Regions from separate parts of the Homo sapiens genome. Here region 2 is linked to region 1. Evidence: read pairs that join two places in POLR2A ChIA-PET (ENCODE). Cell type or tissue: Panc1. All regions are shown on one strand. Links, peaks and the distances in the headings refer to the core of each region. The heading gives the core; the rest is flanking DNA.

What was found. ChIA-PET counts read pairs that join two places held together with the same protein. Peaks named below come from ENCODE experiments on the same cell type or tissue, not always from the same donor. Only the 100,000 strongest peaks of a DNase experiment are listed, where the experiment ranks them.
Region 2: POLR2A ChIA-PET joins it to region 1 with 12 read pairs; 2 of 35 experiments call an interaction of 5 or more read pairs at or near these places.

Annotation. Positions count from the first base shown.
Region 1 is chr1:46,145,644-46,148,143 of GRCh38, forward strand. All of the region lies in intron 1 of P3R3URF-PIK3R3 (P3R3URF-PIK3R3 readthrough), which reads right to left. It also overlaps a transcript of PIK3R3 not described here. Among named protein-coding and RNA genes, the nearest start is that of PIK3R3, 14 kb to the left of the region's middle. In Panc1, for the core only: no CTCF peak of the experiment used is centred there; no DNase peak of the experiment used is centred there.
Region 2 is chr1:44,810,031-44,824,856 of GRCh38, forward strand. BTBD19 (BTB domain containing 19) reads left to right here. Exons shown (of 8, transcript NM_001136537.3): 2 at 183-396; 3 at 524-577; 4 at 2,009-2,068; 5 at 2,966-3,034; 6 at 3,108-3,239; 7 at 3,344-3,469; 8 at 3,608-5,555. The coding sequence ends at 3,742. It overlaps PTCH2 (patched 2), which reads right to left. Exons shown (of 22, transcript NM_003738.5): 20 at 13,213-13,355; 21 at 13,039-13,138; 22 at 11,908-12,639. The coding sequence ends at 12,385. LOC107984952 (a long non-coding RNA gene) reads left to right here and starts at 10,449. Exons shown (of 2, transcript XR_001738036.3): 1 at 10,449-10,532; 2 at 11,201-11,964. It also overlaps the pseudogene RNU5E-6P. RefSeq lists enhancers at 158-247, 9,069-9,725, 9,540-9,639, 9,670-9,719, 9,726-10,382 and 2 more and silencers at 3,889-3,958, 9,630-10,349. In Panc1, for the core only: no CTCF peak of the experiment used is centred there; no DNase peak of the experiment used is centred there; H3K4me3 peaks cover 717 bases; H3K27ac peaks cover 1,340 bases.

The sequences.
Region 1 (2,500 bases), core at 1-2,500:
TCCATGACCCAAACACCTCCCACTAGTCCCTACCTCCCAACACTGCCACGTTGGGGATCAATTTTCAACATGAGTTTTGATGGGAATAAACCACATACAAACCATAGCAATCGCCTTACAAATAGCTGTTCCTTGACCACCTCTTGGTTCTAAAGGTGCTGATACTGACAATGCTCTCCTTAGGAGAACAGATCCAGGGAAAAGGCCCATGCAGTTCCTAGAAACAGGCTAAAGTCCATTTGGGCAGAGAATTCCAGGACTCAGGATACTAAGCATAGTTGAGAAGAGGGAGGTGAGATAAGCGGAATACTTATCTGGGTGGAGAAGCACCCTTGGCCATATGGATTTCTCATCCTATGAAGAGAGGTAGGCTCAGAGAAGAGCCAAAGCCGGGCCCTCTAGACATGGGGCCCAGGGCAGGAGTCCCTCTTTTTCATGTCTAACGGGGCTGCTTATACAAATGTATTATTTATTTAAGGAGACTCCAACTACATTCTGTTACTTGCAGCCCAAGAATCCTAAGTTCCCTTTACCCTCTGAACCACTGTCCAGTTTTCTCTCTGCTCCCCAAAGATCCCAGAGTAGTACCTGGGAGAGGGCTTCCTCGTGAACTCTAATGCTGACCAAATGTGACAGAAGCAGGGATGCAGCTTTTTTCATGGGCTGTGCTATCAGTGGTAAATTATTTTGGTCAATCACTGTGACTTTCCTCACCCACTTACAGTCTATACATTTTACCTCCAATTAGAGATTTTGAACTTAATAGGCAGCCACAAACTCTAAAAATCATACTTTATTTTATTCTTGCATCTTCTGGCAACATACTCAATATCATATCAGAGTTTAAGGGCCCTGCCTCCCATCTGATTTGGAAGTCCTCCAAAATGGGAAAGGTGTTCAGATGCTAGGCAGCCAAAAATGTCAAATGTTCCCTACAACCTCATCGATCAGGTCTTGAAGCTATCTCCCTTGGAGGAGGCTCCAGTTCTCTCCCTTGGGAAGCCTTGAGTATTTTAGGGACAGCCCCCCTCCCCTCCAACTCTACACACACACACACACACACACACACACACACACACACACACACACACACACACACACACACACACACAGCTTTGGTCCTGCCCATCTCTCCTCTCTCCAATTCTATACTCATGGTTGGGGTAGTAATGATCTGCCATGGACCACACAGTCAAATGCCACCATAAGCCTGGTATTCAAGACAGGAGCTTCCTGCTAGACCTGCCTCAGAGCCTCACTCTCAGTGGCCTGAGTATACCAGTGAAGAGAAAACATCTGTACCCTCACGGACCTATAGTAGCCTCTACTAGAAGCAACCAGCCTAGCACTGGGAAACAAATGGGCAGGGACTGGAGGGAGGGTAATCTAGCACCTGACACTCCTGCTTTCTCAGAACTTACCTGTGATTTCCTACTTTTGCAGCAGGAACTCTGTTTTTTATTTTATTTTATTTATTTTTTGAGATGGAATCACGCTCTGTCGCCCAGACTTTGGAGTGCATTGACATGATCTCGGCTCACTGCAACCCCCTGCTCCAAGGTTCAAGCGATTCTCCTGCCTCAGCCTGTAGCTGGGACTACAGGTGCCTGCCACAAGGCCCAGCTAATTTTTGTATTTTTAGTAGAGACTGGGTTTCACCAATGTTGGCCAGGCTGGTCTTGAACTCCTGACCTCAAGTGATCCACCTGCCTCAGCTTCCCAAAATGCTGGGATTACAGGCGTGAGCCACCACGCCCGGCCAGGAACTCTGTTTTTGTTGTTATTGTTGTTTTGAGACGGAGTCTCGCTCTGTCACCAGGCTGGAGCGCAGTGGTGCGATCTCGGCTCACTACAAGCTCTGCCTCCCGAGTGCACGCCATTCTCCTGCCTCAGCCTCCCGAGTAGCTGGGACTACAGGCGCCCACCACCACGCCTGGCTAATTTTTTTTGTATTTTTAGTAGAGACGGAGTTTCACTGTGTTAGCCGGGACGGTCTCGATCTCGATCTCCTGACCTCGTGATCCGCCCACCTTGGCCTCCCAAAGTGCTGAGATTACAGGCGTGAGCCACCATGCCCAGCCAGAACTCTGTTTTTTTAAATAGTGTTGCACCTCACTATCAGACAGATTTGTGCTAATGAAAACAACAGATTTTCGCTCTTCCGCACTTTTCTAACATGATGCCTTCCAAACATCCATGTGGGTCAGCAATTGCTAGGAGAAGCTTCAACCAAGTAACTCACCAAAACTACCAAGGCATTGAACTCTCAAAAAAAAAGGGAGTAAGAAAATTGACTTCCTTCTGGATTTTAAGCTGACTTCTAAATTGGTGCCCTGGATCTGCACTGATAATGCCAAGTTAAAACACTAAAGAATTTTGCAATCTTGGAAGAGTTTTTCGTAAACATTATGAATGCTTCTAATTTTCAGTGATGGAGAGGGACCAGTGTTAATAATGGAGGTCTTCTCATGGCCTGTGCTTACCCACTTGGTGATATTAC
Region 2 (14,826 bases), core at 3,871-6,370, 1.3 Mb before region 1:
CATTAGGTGGAGCTGGGACTAGAACTCAGGGCTTTGGGTCCCAGACCTTCTGCTGGAGGGACGAAGCCCTGTCTCTTACATTCTGGTTAGGAAACTAAGACCCAGAGTGGGCAAAGGCACAGCCCAAGTTGCACTCCGGGTGCTGGCCTCCTCCCCGCTGCCTCTCTGCCTGTCTCCCACAGTGATGTTTGCTTCGTGGTTGGTCAAGAACGGCAGGAGGTATTTGCCCATCGGTGCTTGTTGGCCTGTAGATGCAACTTCTTCCAGCGACTTCTGGGCACAGAGCCAGGCCCCGGGGTGCCCAGTCCTGTGGTGCTAAGCACTGTGCCAACTGAGGCCTTCCTGGCAGTGCTGGAGTTCCTATATACCAACAGTGTCAAGCTGTACCGCCACTCTGTGAGCCTGCTGACCAGGGGCCTGGGTGGGAGAGGTGGGGGGTGCCAGAGGCAGGAGTTTGCCCATTACACTGTGGGCACAGGGCAGGGGAAACTCCCTTCCACTCCCCCAACCACCCACTCTACAGGTGCTGGAAGTGCTGACAGCGGCTGTGGAGTATGGGCTGGAGGAACTGAGAGAGGTGGGTTTTTGTGCCAGGTCCCTGTCTCATTTCCCTTGCTTCTCACGGGCTCACTTCCCGCCCTGCCTCACACACACTCTGGCCTGGAGAGGAACGTGTGCCCACACAGAGAGAAGTATGTATATCTCTCCCAAGTAAGTAGGGCATGTATGTGTGCCTGTGTGCAAAAGGATCCATGCATGCCTGCCCTGTGTGTGCTGTGGGAAGAGGGGGTGATTATGGCTGGTGCTGTAGATACAAAGATATCAGCCTTGATCCGTGTTCTCCAGAGAGGGAGAGGAGACAGACACATGAAAATGCTTACCTGGGTGGCATAAGAAGTGTGATAGAGGCCGGGCGCAGTGGCTCACGCCTGTAATCCCAGCACTTTGGGAAGCTGAAGCAGGTGGATCACTTGAGCCCAGAAGTTCCAGACCAGCCTGGGCAACATGGTGACACCCCATCTCTACTAAAAGCACAAAAATTAGCCAGGCATGGTGGCACACACCTGTTAATTGCAGCTACTTGAGAGGCTGAGGCACAAGAATCGCTTGAACCTGGGAGGCAGAGGTTGCAGTGAGCTGAAATCGTGCCACTGCATTCCAGCCTGGGTGACAGAGCAAGACTTGCCCTCAAAAAAAAAAAAAAAAAAAGAAAGTGTGATAGAGAAGCGTGAATGGTGCCGAGACTGTATGGGGGGACTCTCCAGTCCCGCCACTAGGGAGAGGAGAAGACTTCCCAGAGGAGGAAACATTTGTGTTCGATCTGGTAGAACAAATAGGATTTTGTTCCTAGGGGAAGTGGGAAGATGGTATTCTAGTCACAGAGGCACCAAAGGAGCTAGTGAGACATTTGGTGTGTCTGAACTGTGAGGAGAGGGCAAGACGAGACTGCAGAGGACGCCAGGGCCTGGTTCATGTAGGGCCCTCAAGCTTTTGGACTTCTTTTAAGCAGAGGGCAGTGGAGATTCACTGAAGGTTTCCGATAAGGGAGTGAAGAATTGGAAACTCAGGGGAGAAGGGATTGGAAGAGGTGGAGAGGACTCGCTAGTCCAGTCAGGAGGCTAGTGCAGCAGTCAAGAGATGAGAGATGTCACGGATGAAATTCAAGTTTCTGCTAAAAATAGAAGTATCCTTGAGTCAGGAAGGGAACAAGTGGAGGAAGATAAGCATCCTGAAAGAAGGGGAGAATTTTGCATGGCCTTTATCTGGTTTTGATTAGTGGCGAATGTACTAGAAGGTGGGTGGCTGGGCTTGGTTTTGCTAGTCTCCAGTTCCTGTAAGCCTGCTGTCTCAGGCTCTAGCAATTCCCTGCCTCCCCTGGCCTGGGTCAGGATGGGTCTGGGGCTGCTGGGTGACTCACCGCTCCAAGCCTGCTCACTGCTTCTGGGGTGGAACTAGTGTCTTGGAGCAGGGACACCGCCACCCAACCCACATTCATTTCTGTTCCCAGCTGTGCCTGCAGTTTGTGGTGAAGGTGCTGGATGTGGACTTGGTTTGTGAGGCCCTGCAGGTGGGTGCTGCTGGACAGGCATGGTAGGAGTCTGGCTCTGTGTGTGGAAATGGGCTCCCAGCACCTGGGAGCCTGGGCCTGCTGTGTCTGGCCTGGAAATAACTTGGGTACATGGTGGTGGTGGGGGTGCTCCAAGGATGTTTATAGGATGAATTCTGTGCCTAGATCTGTGGGATCCTGGGTGTATCAGCAGGGTCAGGTGCAGGAGCAGGTGTTGAAGGGGCTGGAGGTCTTTGCTGGTCTTCTGTCTGTCAGGGCTGGGGAATGGTTCTCAGCTTGACTTGGGGTAGGGAAAGGGTGGCTGTAGACTTTAGAAGTCAAGCTGGGTCAGGCACAACGGCTCACACCTGTAATTTCAGCACTTTTGGAGGCCGAGGCGGGCGGATCAAGAGGTCAGGAGATCGAGACCATCCTGGCTAACACGGTGAAACCCTGTCTCTATTAAAAATACAGAAAATTAGCCTGGTGTGGTGGCATGCTCCCAGCTACTCTGGAGGCTGAGGCAGGAGAATCGCTTGAACCCGGGAGGCAGAGGTTGCAGTGAGCCGAGATTGCGCCACTGCACACTCCAGCCTGGGCAACAGAGTGAGACTCTGCCTCAAAAAAAATCAAGCCTAGGTCCCAGGTGGGGTTTGAAGGCCATGGCGTGGTCTCCTGTAGGGAAGAGCAGGTTGTAGAGTGAGTCCACGTGTGTGTGTGTGTGTGTGTGTGTGTGTGTGTGTGTGTGTGTGTGTGTGTGTAGCAGGCTTTCATTGGGTCTAGTTTCCTGGAGGGCTGAGGGCCCTGTCAGCCTCCCCAGCTAGGGCTAGGGTCAGGCTTGCAGTGGTGGGTCCCAGTGAGCAGGCTGGGCTACGGCCTCTCCAGTCTCCAACCTGATCTCCCTCATTCTGCTCGCAGGTGGCCGTAACCTTTGGCCTGGGGCAGCTGCAGGAGCGCTGCGTGGCTTTCATAGAGGCCCACAGCCAGGTACTGCTCCCTTCATACTCCTCACCCTACGCACCGCATTCTGCTCCTCCCTGACCCATTTGCCGGCTCGCAGGAGGCCCTCCGGACCCGAGGCTTCCTGGAGCTGTCGGCGGCCGCGCTGCTGCCCCTGCTCCGCAGCGACAAGCTCTGCGTGGACGAGGCTGAACTGGTCCGCGCGGCCCGAAGCTGGGCGCGCGTGGGCGCGGTGAGTGGGGCTGGGGGAGCGCAAGGGCACGGAAGGAGGTGCTGGCCACGAGACTGGTGAGCGGGCGGCAGGACAGGTGCCCGACTCAGGGCTGGCGTTTGCAGGCGGTGCTGGAGCGGCCGGTGGCTGAGGTGGCGGCCCCGGTGGTGAAAGAGCTGAGACTAGCCTTGCTGGCCCCGGCGGAGCTGAGCGCCCTGGAAGAGCAGAACCGGCAGGAACCACTCATCCCGGTGGGGACGCGGGGAACCGGCCCAGCTCCACTCAGCAGGGGGTACAGGGCGCTGGGAGGGGGCAGGAGCAGCCCGGCCCACGGTCCTCGGGGCGAGGGGCCACCGCGGGACTGCGCACTAACTGGCCTTGCTCTGCAGGTGGAGCAGATTGTGGAGGCGTGGAAATGCCATGCCCTGCGGAGAGGGGATGAGGCCCGGGGCGCCCCGTGTCGCCGCCGGAGAGGCACCCTGCCCCGGGAGCATCACCGCTTTCTGGACCTGTCCTTCAAATGATCCAACGCCGGGACTCGCAGGGAGCCCTCGACCCGCCCAGCTGAGCCTGCCCCAAACTACAGCTCCCGAAGTGCTCGGCGTTCGGAGCGGGCTTCCGTTCCCAGCGTGCCCAGTGAGCCGGGCGCCGGAAGAACCGTTGTCTGCCACGCGCAGCCCCTTGTGCGGGATCAAGCCCGTGTGGGCGAGGTGGGGTCGGGCCGGGCAGGGCTTGGGCTGGGCCTCCCTGAGGGGGTGAAACTCGAAAACGAGGATTTCCTTCGTTCCACACCCTGACTCTACGCCCTGCCCCTGGGCATTGTCGTCTACTAGTCTATTCTGATGACTCCCACATATCTATCTGTTCAGCTCAGCTCCCTCTTTCTTTTCTTTTTCTTTCTCTTTCTTTCTTTCTTTCTTTCTTTCTTTCTTTCTTTCTTTCTTTCTTTCTTTCTTTCTTTCTTTTTCTTTCTTTCTCTTTCCTTCCTTCCTTCCTTCCTTCCTTCTTTCTTTCTCTTTCTCTATCTCTTTCTTTCTTTCTTTCTTTCTCTCCTCTCTCTTTTTTTTGAGACGGAGTCTCGCACTCTCGCCCAGGCCGGAGGGCAGTGGTGCCATCTCGGCTCACTGCAAGCTCCGCCTCCCGGGTTCACGCCGTTCTCCTGCCTCAGCCTCCGGAGTAGCTGGTACTACAGGCGCCCATCACCACGCCCGGCTAATTTTTTTGAATTTTTAGTAGAGACGGAGTTTCACCGTATTAGCCAGGATGGTCTCGATCTCCTGACCTTGTGATCCGCCCGCCTCGGCCTTTTTTTTTTTTTTTTTGAGACAGAGTCTTGCTCTGTCGTCGAGGCTGGAGTGTAGTGGTGCGATTTCGGCTCACTTCAAACTCCGCCTCCCGGGTTCAAGCGATTCTCGTGCCTCAGCCTCCTGAGTAGCTGGGATTACAGACATGCACCACAACGCCCGGCTAATTGTTGTATTTTTAGTAGAGACGGGGGTTTCACCATGTTGGCCAGGTTGGTCTCGAACTCCTGACTTCATGTGATCCGCCAGCCTCGGCCTCCCAAAGTGCTGGGATTACAGGTGTGCGCCACCATGCCCGGCCTCAGCTCCTTCTTTCATTCCAGACCTGCCCCCCTGGAGATCGCTCCCTGAATGCCCCTCAGACACCACAGGCTCGGCGAGAAATTGATCTCCCCAGCTTTTCCCCAGCTCTGCCCCCATCGTGTTTCTCATTTCCGTGGACACCCACGCCAGAAACCTGGATCTCATCCTTGCCTTATCGCTCTTCACACCTGCCTTAGGTCTCTTTTTACCTTGTAAGAGACCTTAAGAGACCTTTCCAGTTGGTTCAGTTCTCTCAGCCCCAGGTTCAACCTGTCCTGTCTGACACGTCTCACAGCCTTCCTGCCTTCACTCCAGCGCCCCCTCAATCCATTTCCCACAGTGCAGCCAGACCTGTTTTTGATTGTCAGTCCTATGGGGCTTAAGTCCTGGAACATCCCATTGACCTCCAGGACAAAATTCAATCTATTTCACTTTCAGGGCACTCAAAACTACTAGTGAGTGGTTCCTCACCTCTTCTCTCAAATACAATCTTTGTATAAATTCATTTATCCTGGAGGTATTAGTCCTCTAGCTCCATACCTTACTCAGTTACTGCAGACCCCTCTGCTACCTCCTTCATTCACTATACATCTTGTTTTCCCGAGGATGTGAATCTCCCTCAAGAAAGATCCCTGGGGCCTGGAGTGGTGTCTTACTCGTTTCTGCTTCCTCAGTCTCTGTCAGATAATCAGTGCTATGTAAATGTTAAGTAAATGACTTTATTTATTTATTTATGACACAACCTTATTCTCACCCAGGCTGGAGTGCAGTGGTGCAATCTCGGCTCACTGCAGCCTCAGCCTCCCAGGCTCAAGTGATCTTCCCACTTCAGCCTGCTGAATAGCTGGGACTACAGGCATGTTCCATCACATTCGGCTAACTTTTTTTTTTCTTTTTGTAGAGATGAGGTCTCCCTACGTTGCCCGGGCTGTTCTCAAACTCCTGGGCTCAAGCAATGGTCCCACTCCGTCCTCCCAAAGTGCTGGGATTACAGGCATGAAGCACCACCACACCCAGCCTATTTCCTCATTTAAATGCCACTTTATTCCATGAAGAGTTTTAAAGGAGCTGCAAAGCAAGATACTGTCAATCTAAAATGAGAGACAGTTGACTATTTAGAAGAAAATAAAGTTAGATTTCTATCTCAGGGACTTCATACAAAAATATATTGTACAGGAGGCCAGGCACCGTGGCTCACGCCTGTAATCCTAGAACTTTGCGAGGCCGAGGTGGGTGGTTCGCCTGAGCTCAGGAGTTCGGGATCAGCCTGGGCAACATGGCAAAACCCTGTCTCTAAAATACAAAAAACTAGCCAGGTGTGGTGGCACATGCCCGTAATCCCAGCTACTTGGGAGGCTGAGGCACGAGAATTGCTTGAATCTGGGAGGCGGAGGTTGCAGTGAGCTGAGATTGTGCTACTGCACTCAGCCTAGGCAACAGAGTGAGACTCTGTCTCAAAAAAAAAAAAAAAAATATATATATATATATGTATATATATATATACACACACACACACACACACACACATAGATGTGTGTGTATATTATATATACACATAGATGTGTGTGTATATTATATATACACATAGATGTGTGTGTATATTATATATACACATAGATGTGTGTGTATATTATATATACACATAGATGTGAGTATATTATATATACACATAGATGTGTGTATATTATATATACACATAGATGTGTGTATATATTATATATACACATAGATGTGTGTGTATATATATACACATAGATGTGTGTGTATATTATATATACACATAGATGTGTGTGTATATTATATATACACATAGATGTGTGTGTATATTATATATACACATAGATGTGTGTGTATATTATATATACACATAGATGTGTGTGTATATTATATATACACATAGATGTGTGTGTATATTATATATACACATAGATGTGTGTGTATATTATATATACACATAGATGTGTGTGTATATTATATATACACATAGATGTGTGTGTATATTATATATACACATAGATGTGTGTGTATATTATATATACACATAGATGTGTGTGTATATTATATATACACATAGATGTGTGTGTATATATATTGCACAGGGATTAAAGATAGTTATTTAGCATTATCTCTCGACAGAAAATGTGCTTACTCAGTAGTACATGGCAGCATTGATTGGATAGTGGAAATTGAAAATCATCTATACGTCCATTACCAGAGGACTGGTTATATTAACTATGGTATATTCCTGTAATATTTAAAAAATCCATGATCTTTGGTGAAAAAAGCACAGAATAGACCAATTACAGCATGATTCCTCTTGTTAAAAGAAAAAAGGTAGCATAGTGATTAAGAGCGTGTCTCCTGGAGCCAGAATGCTTGCATTTGAATCCCAGCTCCGCCACATATTTTCTTTGTGATTAACCTTTCTTTGCCTCAGCTTCCTTATTTATAAAATGGAGATAATGGAACCTATTTAGTAGAGTTTTTAGGAAGATGAAAATAATTTCATAAAATACTTAGAATTGTAGTGGGACAGATTAAATTCTGTATATGTGTTTAGAAAACATATTCATTCATTTGTTCCACAACTATTCATTGAGTGCTCACACACTAGACATTGATTTACGGTCATGGAATAAGTACATCAGACAACAAGTCAAGTCAAGTCTTTGCCTCATGGAGCTAACATTCTAAGAGGAGAAACATGCAGTAAACAAGTAAAGAAATGTATGCTCTATTCAGGGAGTAGTTTGTGCTATGAGGAAAAGCAAAACAGGTTGAAGAGATAGCTATGTGGTGGGAGTGGGACTATTTCGTACAGGGCACTGATTGTAGACCTCTGATGAGATAACATTTGACAAGAGATCTGCAGGGAGCTATGTGTCATGGGGGAAGGCATTGGAGGGTTTTGTGCAGGACAGTGATGTGTGATCAGATTTAGTTTAAAAGAATAATTTGGGCTGGGCATGGTGGTTCCTGCCTGTAATCCCAGCACTTTGGGAGGGTGAGGTGGGCGAATCACTTGAATCTGGGAGTTTGATACCAGTTCGGGCAACATGGCGAAATCCCGTCTCTACAAAAAATACAAAAATTAGCCAGTGTGGTGGCACGCGCCTGCAGTCCCAGCTACTTGGGAGGCTGAGGTGGGAGAATTGCTTGGATCTGGGAGGTGGAGGTTGCAGTGAACTCAGATTGCGCCACTGCACTCCAGCCTGAGATTGTGCCACTGCACTCCAGCCACTGCACTCCAGGAAGACCCTCTCAGAAAAAAAAAAAAAAGAATTTGGCCGTTATGTGGAGGACTGGAATTGAGAAGGGCAAGAGCGAGGTAGAAGAGTGGTCTAGGGAGAACAGTTAGGGGCTATTGCAATTATCCAGCAAGAGATCTTGGACCAGGATGGCAGCAGTGGAGGTGGTAAAATGTGGTTGGATGAAGCGTACGCTTTGAAGGTATCAACAGGACCAGCTGATGGAAGGGAGTCAACAGGACTAGCTGATGGCTGTAAACTGGGGGGTCACTAGCTATCAGATGGCATTTACTTAAAGCCATGGAAGTAGGTGAGCTCCCTTATGGAGAGGGAATAGGAAGGAGGTAGACCATTCTATCAAAATGCTCTTTCTACAGGGCACTTCTCACTGAGATATTATTTATCTGGGATTTATATTATTTATTCAATTTGTTTTGTGTTTGGTTCTATTAGAAAAGCTCCATAGGGGCCGGGCACGTTGGCTTTTGCCTGTAATCCCAACACTTTGGAAGGCCGAGGCAGGCGGATTACCTGGGGTCAGGAGTTTGAGACCAGCCTGGCCAACATGGTGAAACTCTGTCTCTACTAAAAACACAAAAATTAGCCGGGCGTGGTGGTGCGCCTGTAATCCCAGATGCTGAGGAGGAGAATCGCTTGAACCCGGGAGGTGGAGGTTGCAGTGAGCCGAGATCGCGCCACTGCACTCCAGCCTGGGCAACAAGAGCGAAACTCCCTCTCAAAAACAAACAAACAAACAAACAAACAAACAAAAAACAAAAAAAAGAAAGAAAGAAAGAAAAGGGCCAGGTGTGGTGGCTCACACCTGTAATCCCAGCACTTTGGGAGGCTGAGGCAGGCGGATCACGAGGTCAGGAGATCGAGACCATCCTCACCAACACGGTGAAACCCCGTCTCTACTAAAAATACAAAAATTAGTCGGGTGTGGTGGCGGGCGCCTGTAGTCCCAGGTACTCCGCAGGCTGAGGCAGGAGAATCGCTTGAACCCGGGAGGCGGAGGTTGTAGTGAGCCGAGATTGAGCCACTGCACTCCAGCCTGGGTGACAAAGTGAGACTCCATCTCAAAAGAAAAAAGCTCCATAGGAGAAGGAACCTTGTCTCTTCACCACATAAACTGTGTTTGGATTCGCAATCGAGTTGGGAAAAAAAAATCAGTCTGGAAGAGCCACACCAAACCGCTAACAGCTACTGTCTCTGGGAATAGAACAAGGAGTTTGGTTGGCGCGATATACCGCCCCTGAACCTCTAGCCACAATAAGGCTTAATTAATGACCGGACGACTTGAAAGCGCCTTCCACTGTTTATCTCTTAAATCTGCAACGAAATGCAACAAAAACGCAAGAAATAAACAATAGAAGCCAGTCTTACTGCACACTGCAGAAGCCAATAAACCCCAAATGTAGCTCAAAACAAGGTGTCACGCAAACTTCTGATTTTTTTTTGTTTTACACTGAATCTCTGTCACTCTGACTAGAGGGCAGTGGCGCGATCTCGGATCACTACAACCTCCGTCTTCTAGAGTCAAGAGACTCTCCCGCCCCAGGAGTCTCTGCCACTCTGACTAGAGGGCAGTGGCGCGATCTCGGATCACTACAACCTCCGTCTTCTAGAGTCAAGAGACTCTCCCGCCCCAGCTTCTCCAATAGGTGGGATTGCAAACAGGCACCACCACGCCCGAATAAGTTTGTGAACATTTGGTACAAATAACAAATGACCAAGTTCCTTGGTTGTAGTTGCCTAACTTTTAATACTTAAAAATGTAGCCTCAGGAAATAAGAGGCCTCAAAAAATTGAATAAAAACTCACAACTTTCTCTCCACGGAAATCTTTAGTAAAAGGCGAAAGATTTATGCGCTTTGAAGAGAAACCCGAGTATATTCGTGACTTCCGCTTCGAACCTCGCAGGGAGAACTAACACTTAACACACTTATGGTTGTTGGATGCCTGCGTGGTACGCACTCCCTATATGTAGTTTATGCACACAGATGCGTGTAAGAGGCATCATGCTCTAAAACAGTGCAGAAATGCGCGCACAGAGGGAGTGCAAGCATCTTGAGGGTATCTTTTCGTGGTGCACCATGGGTATGCAAATCACAGGCGGCTCCGGGCTGTTCCGCGCCACCGGGGAAGCCATGGGTCACTGATCTCCTTTGCTCTCCTATGCTCCTCTCTGCTGGTCCTCCTGGGACCCGCACCCCGTGGGCGGCGCCGGGTGCGGAGTCCTTTGCGGAGCTGGTGTTCGTCCCAGGGGTTAAGGTCCTGTCCCGCCGTCCTTACCCGCAGTAAGCCTCCGGGCTTAGAGAGAGGGACGGGGAAACAGACGGGCACAGACACTCAGGGGCACTGGGACCTCACAGGAGGCACGACCCCACCCCTCCTGGAGGAGATGGCATCCGATCCAATTCACCTCGAAGGGTGATATGGGGTCACATCAAGGGGAGGTGAGAAAGTGTTCTAGGCAGAGGGAATGGCGTATGAGAAATTAGGGACCCGAAGACCAATTCAGCCTGTCCAGACAGTGGCGCTCCGTGTGTCTGATGAGGGGGTGCTGGGGTGGGAGGCAGAGGCTAGATCTCCTCGGGCCTGGAAAGATGAAGATGAGGAGGCTTAGTGAGGCTGGCTAACTTGCCCAGGGTTACTCCGCTGGTAAGTGGCACTGAGGGCTGACCCCCTTTGCACTATTCTGGCCTGGTGAGCTCTCTCTGCTCCACCTAGAAGGCCCTTCTTGGTGACCCAAACACTGCTGGACCCAAATGCAGCCTCCCTCCCTTGGGCCTGCTGGTTGCACCCCCTACTCTAGGTTCTCTGCCAACTACCCGCTTCTCTTGAGCTTTTTAGGCATTTTAGCGTGGATTCAATTGCAATAGGCGTTTTTTGTTGTTGTTGTTTTTGTTGTTGTATCTTTTGGTCAGAACATGATTTCCTGGCCTTTGTCCAGGTGGGGTGGGATGTGAGAACGCATTGTTCCTGGGGTGGGATCATTCCTGGTGAGTGGGTGGTTGGAGCCCAGGGTCTATGTGAACTAGACTATGGGTCCTAAGCTATGGCTGGGAAGGGGCAGTTGCAAACCTCCCCACGCCTCTAGGTGAGGCTCTGTGCTCTATTCCAGGGCTGTGGCCACTCTTCAAGGCCTCTGCTTAGTGGAGCTGTTCAACTTTCACAGAACAAACAACTTACGCTGTGTCCTCACTAACTGCTAGCACCTCAGTTTCTGAGCAGTTCCCGCAACTGATCCACTGGCTGACTGGCCAAAGACACCTCTCGGCTGTCAGGACAACCAACTTACAGAGGCCTTTGCCTTGGAGGTTGCTCTGGAACCTGGCTCCTTTCCCTGGGTCCACAAACCTCCTGAGAAGCTCCCCAGACCCTGTTGACCTCTCTCTGCTTCAACTGGCTGCTTTCCTGATCTGCCTCCACCTCGCCTTCCACCTGCTGCATGGCTTTGCCCCTCTGCCTTGCCGTTTCCCGTGCGGGTGAAGCAGGTAGGTGGAGGTGAGTCTGGAGAGACGGGCAGGCTGGAATATGGTGGCTCTGAAAGCCACACAGTGGGGTTCTTTTTTTTCTGCTCTCGGTCTCCAGATTGAACCCAGTAGGATTTCACACCAACAAAATTTGTTATCGTTTTGTATAGTAAGCACTTAATCCAGATGATGTTACCAAGTATATGACAAAAATCCAGAATCTGGGGTCTTTTCCACCCAGAACTAGAGAAGCTAATACCTCAGGTCCTGGCACCAGAGAAGCTCCTTCCAATAGCTAATGTTCACTTGCAAACTCCCCACTCTGTCCAAAAAAAAGCACTGAAGTCATCTGAGATTAGTTCACATAGAATATATTTCATTCTTTAAAAAATAAAACTTTCATCATAGCTAACATGTATGTATACTACAAAAATAGACATTTTCATATAAATAATGGATGTGGTAGGAGGTGGGCAGGGATATGGAGAGCCTGCCCAGGAGTCACCAGACGGAAGGGTGCTGGAGGGTCCCTCAGGCTTGGTCAGCTGGGCAGGCAGTGGTGTGGGGTGGGAAGGGGGACAGGGCTGCACTGCAGCCCCAAGTGCCAGCTTTCACTCTCAAGTGACACAGATACAGGCTCACACAGGCCTGGATGTGCAAATCGGTGGCTGTTCTGTATGGATATCAGGGAGGCCCATGACAGCTGGGTCGGGAGAGGGGATGCAGCAGCAGCAGGGCCCTCCAGGGGTCCATCCTGCGTCTAACACCAGACCCAGTGCTTCCCAGTGACCCCACACGCCCCACACATGGTCTCTGTGCTTCAGCTGCTCTTTCACCCAGTGGCTGGACCTGGTCCCCTGGAACTGAGGTTGCCAGAGCTAGTGGCAGCAGGGGACCAAGGGGGCTCATCAGGGGCTGGATGGATGTAGGCACCAGGCAGGGGGGGTGGGTGGATGGCCACGGTCATGGAGGTAGTCACTCTGGCAAAGCTCTGGGGCAGGGAGGAGGATGCCCCCCACCTAAGCCCGCCTCCCTGTGGAGCTGGTGGACTCAGGATCTCTGGGCTTTCCTTGTACATCTGTATCACCTGTGGGGAGACACCAGCCCCAGTAAGCCCACGGGCCCCTGGGGCTCCCGTCCCCTTTAGCATCTCGCTGGGGATTACCATGACTGTTGGGAAGCTGGGGCCCTTGTTGGTCTCCAGCAGGATATGAGAGCTGGCAGGCGACAGGATGTTGAGGCCTGGGGCAAACCCTGCACCTTGTTCTGGATCCTAAAAGTCTAAGGTGGGTCCCATGAAGAAGCCAGGAGGGCTGAGGGGCAGGAACATGGTGTCTGGGGAAAGGAGGAGGCTGCCACCTTCAGCTGGTGGCACCTGTTGGGGAGGTACCTGTCTGTGGGCCACAGGGCTCTGTCCCTTCCCTTGCCTCTCCCTACCCCGTCCCTTGGGCTGGGAGTAGAGGGATGGTGCCGAGGGTGTGGTCACCTCTGGCGGCGGGCCCAGGATGGACAGCAGCACAGGCAGCAGCACGAGTCCATGGAGGAGGCCCAGGAGCGTGAGCACTGTCAGCGCCGCAAAGAAGTACCTAGGGGTAGGGTGTGGGGGGAGTCAGCCCAGGCCTGTCCTGAGCCCTGCCTCCCTGCCCCGAGCCCTCCCTACCTTACAATGAAGTCAAAGTGGGAACCAGCAAGCATGAGCAGACCCAGCAATGTGGAGATGGCCCCATCGGTCACGGGGGCAAATGTGTGCTCAAGGGCATGGGCGGCCCGCAGGTTCCGGCTGCCCTGGGTGGTCAGGAAGCCCTAGGAAAACAGAGTGGTCCTGGAGCTGCTCCTCTGCCAGTCATGGCCAGCTCAGCCATGTCCCGAGCTGTATCTGTCTTCAGAGCTCAACGATACCTTGGCCCACCAAAGGCTGGGTGAACTAAGTTCATGGGAACTGTACAGGGAGCATGCGTGAGTCCTTTTAGGTAACACTGTATGGATGGGTTTGGTGAGCTTAGACACAGAGACACGTAGAAAATAGGGTACAGCCTGGGTGACAGAGTGAGACCCTGTCTCTTAAAACAAACAAGCCCGGGCACGGTGGCTCATGCCTGTAATCCCAGCACTTTGGGAGGCTGAGGTGGGTGGATCACCTGAGGTTGGGAGTTCCAGACCAGCCTGGGAAACATGGCAAAACCCTGTCTCTATAACAAATACAAAAATTAGCTGGGTGTGGTTGTGTGTGCCTGTAGTCTCAGCTACTTGGGAGGCTGAGGTGGGAGGATCGCTTGGCCCAGGAGGTGGAGGTTGCAGTGAACCGAGATTGCACTGCTACACTCCAGCCTGGGCGACAGAGTGAGACCCTGTTTCAAACAAACAAACAAACAAACAAACAAACATAGGTTGGGCAAACTACAGCCTGTCACTTGTTTTGTAAATGAAATTTTGTTGAAACAGCCATACCCATTGGTTAATGTATTGTCTAGACAATTTTGTGCTTTGATGGCAGAGTTGCAGCAGAGACTCTATGGCCTACCAAGCCTGAAATAGTTATTATTTGGTCCTATAAATAGAAGAAGTTGGCCAACCACTAGTCCATCTAGAAGAGGGACATCAAAGTGATAACAGTTACTTCTCAGAGTAGCGTTTCAGAGGATTTCTAATTCTTCTTTTGTACCTTTCTGCATGCTGGCTTTGTTTGTTTTCAAGGATCATATATTGTTTTTATAATCAGAATAATAATAGAGATATTTGGTGGGGGGAAAGGAAGGGAGCTGTTTGTGGAGTCTGGCTGGTCTGTGGGTCCCCCCTTTCCTCTGCCAGAGAATATGCAGCCCTGGGCGAGGCCCTCCTTGGTTCTGGCATCTCTGTATCTCTGGTATCTTTGTAGAACCCCTCCATTAAGCCCACATTGCCATCCCGCTACCATCCCATTTTTTTTTTTTTTTGAGACAGGATCTTACTGTGTTGCCCAGGCTGCAGTGCAGTGGTGTAATCATGGCTCACTGCAGCCTCAAACTCTGAGGTTCAAGTGATCCTCCCGCCTCAACCTCCTGAGTGGCTGAGACTACAGGCACGCACCACCATGCCCAGCTAATTATTTAAAAAAAATTTTTTTTCTTTGAGACGGAGTCTTGCTCTGTTGCCCAGGTTGGAGTGCAGTGGCGCAATCTTGGCTTACTGCAGCCTCTGCCTCCCAGGTTCAAGCAATTCTCCTGCCTCAGCATCCTGAGTAGCTGGGATTACAGGCACCTGCCACTACGCCTGGCTAATTTTTGTATTTTTATTA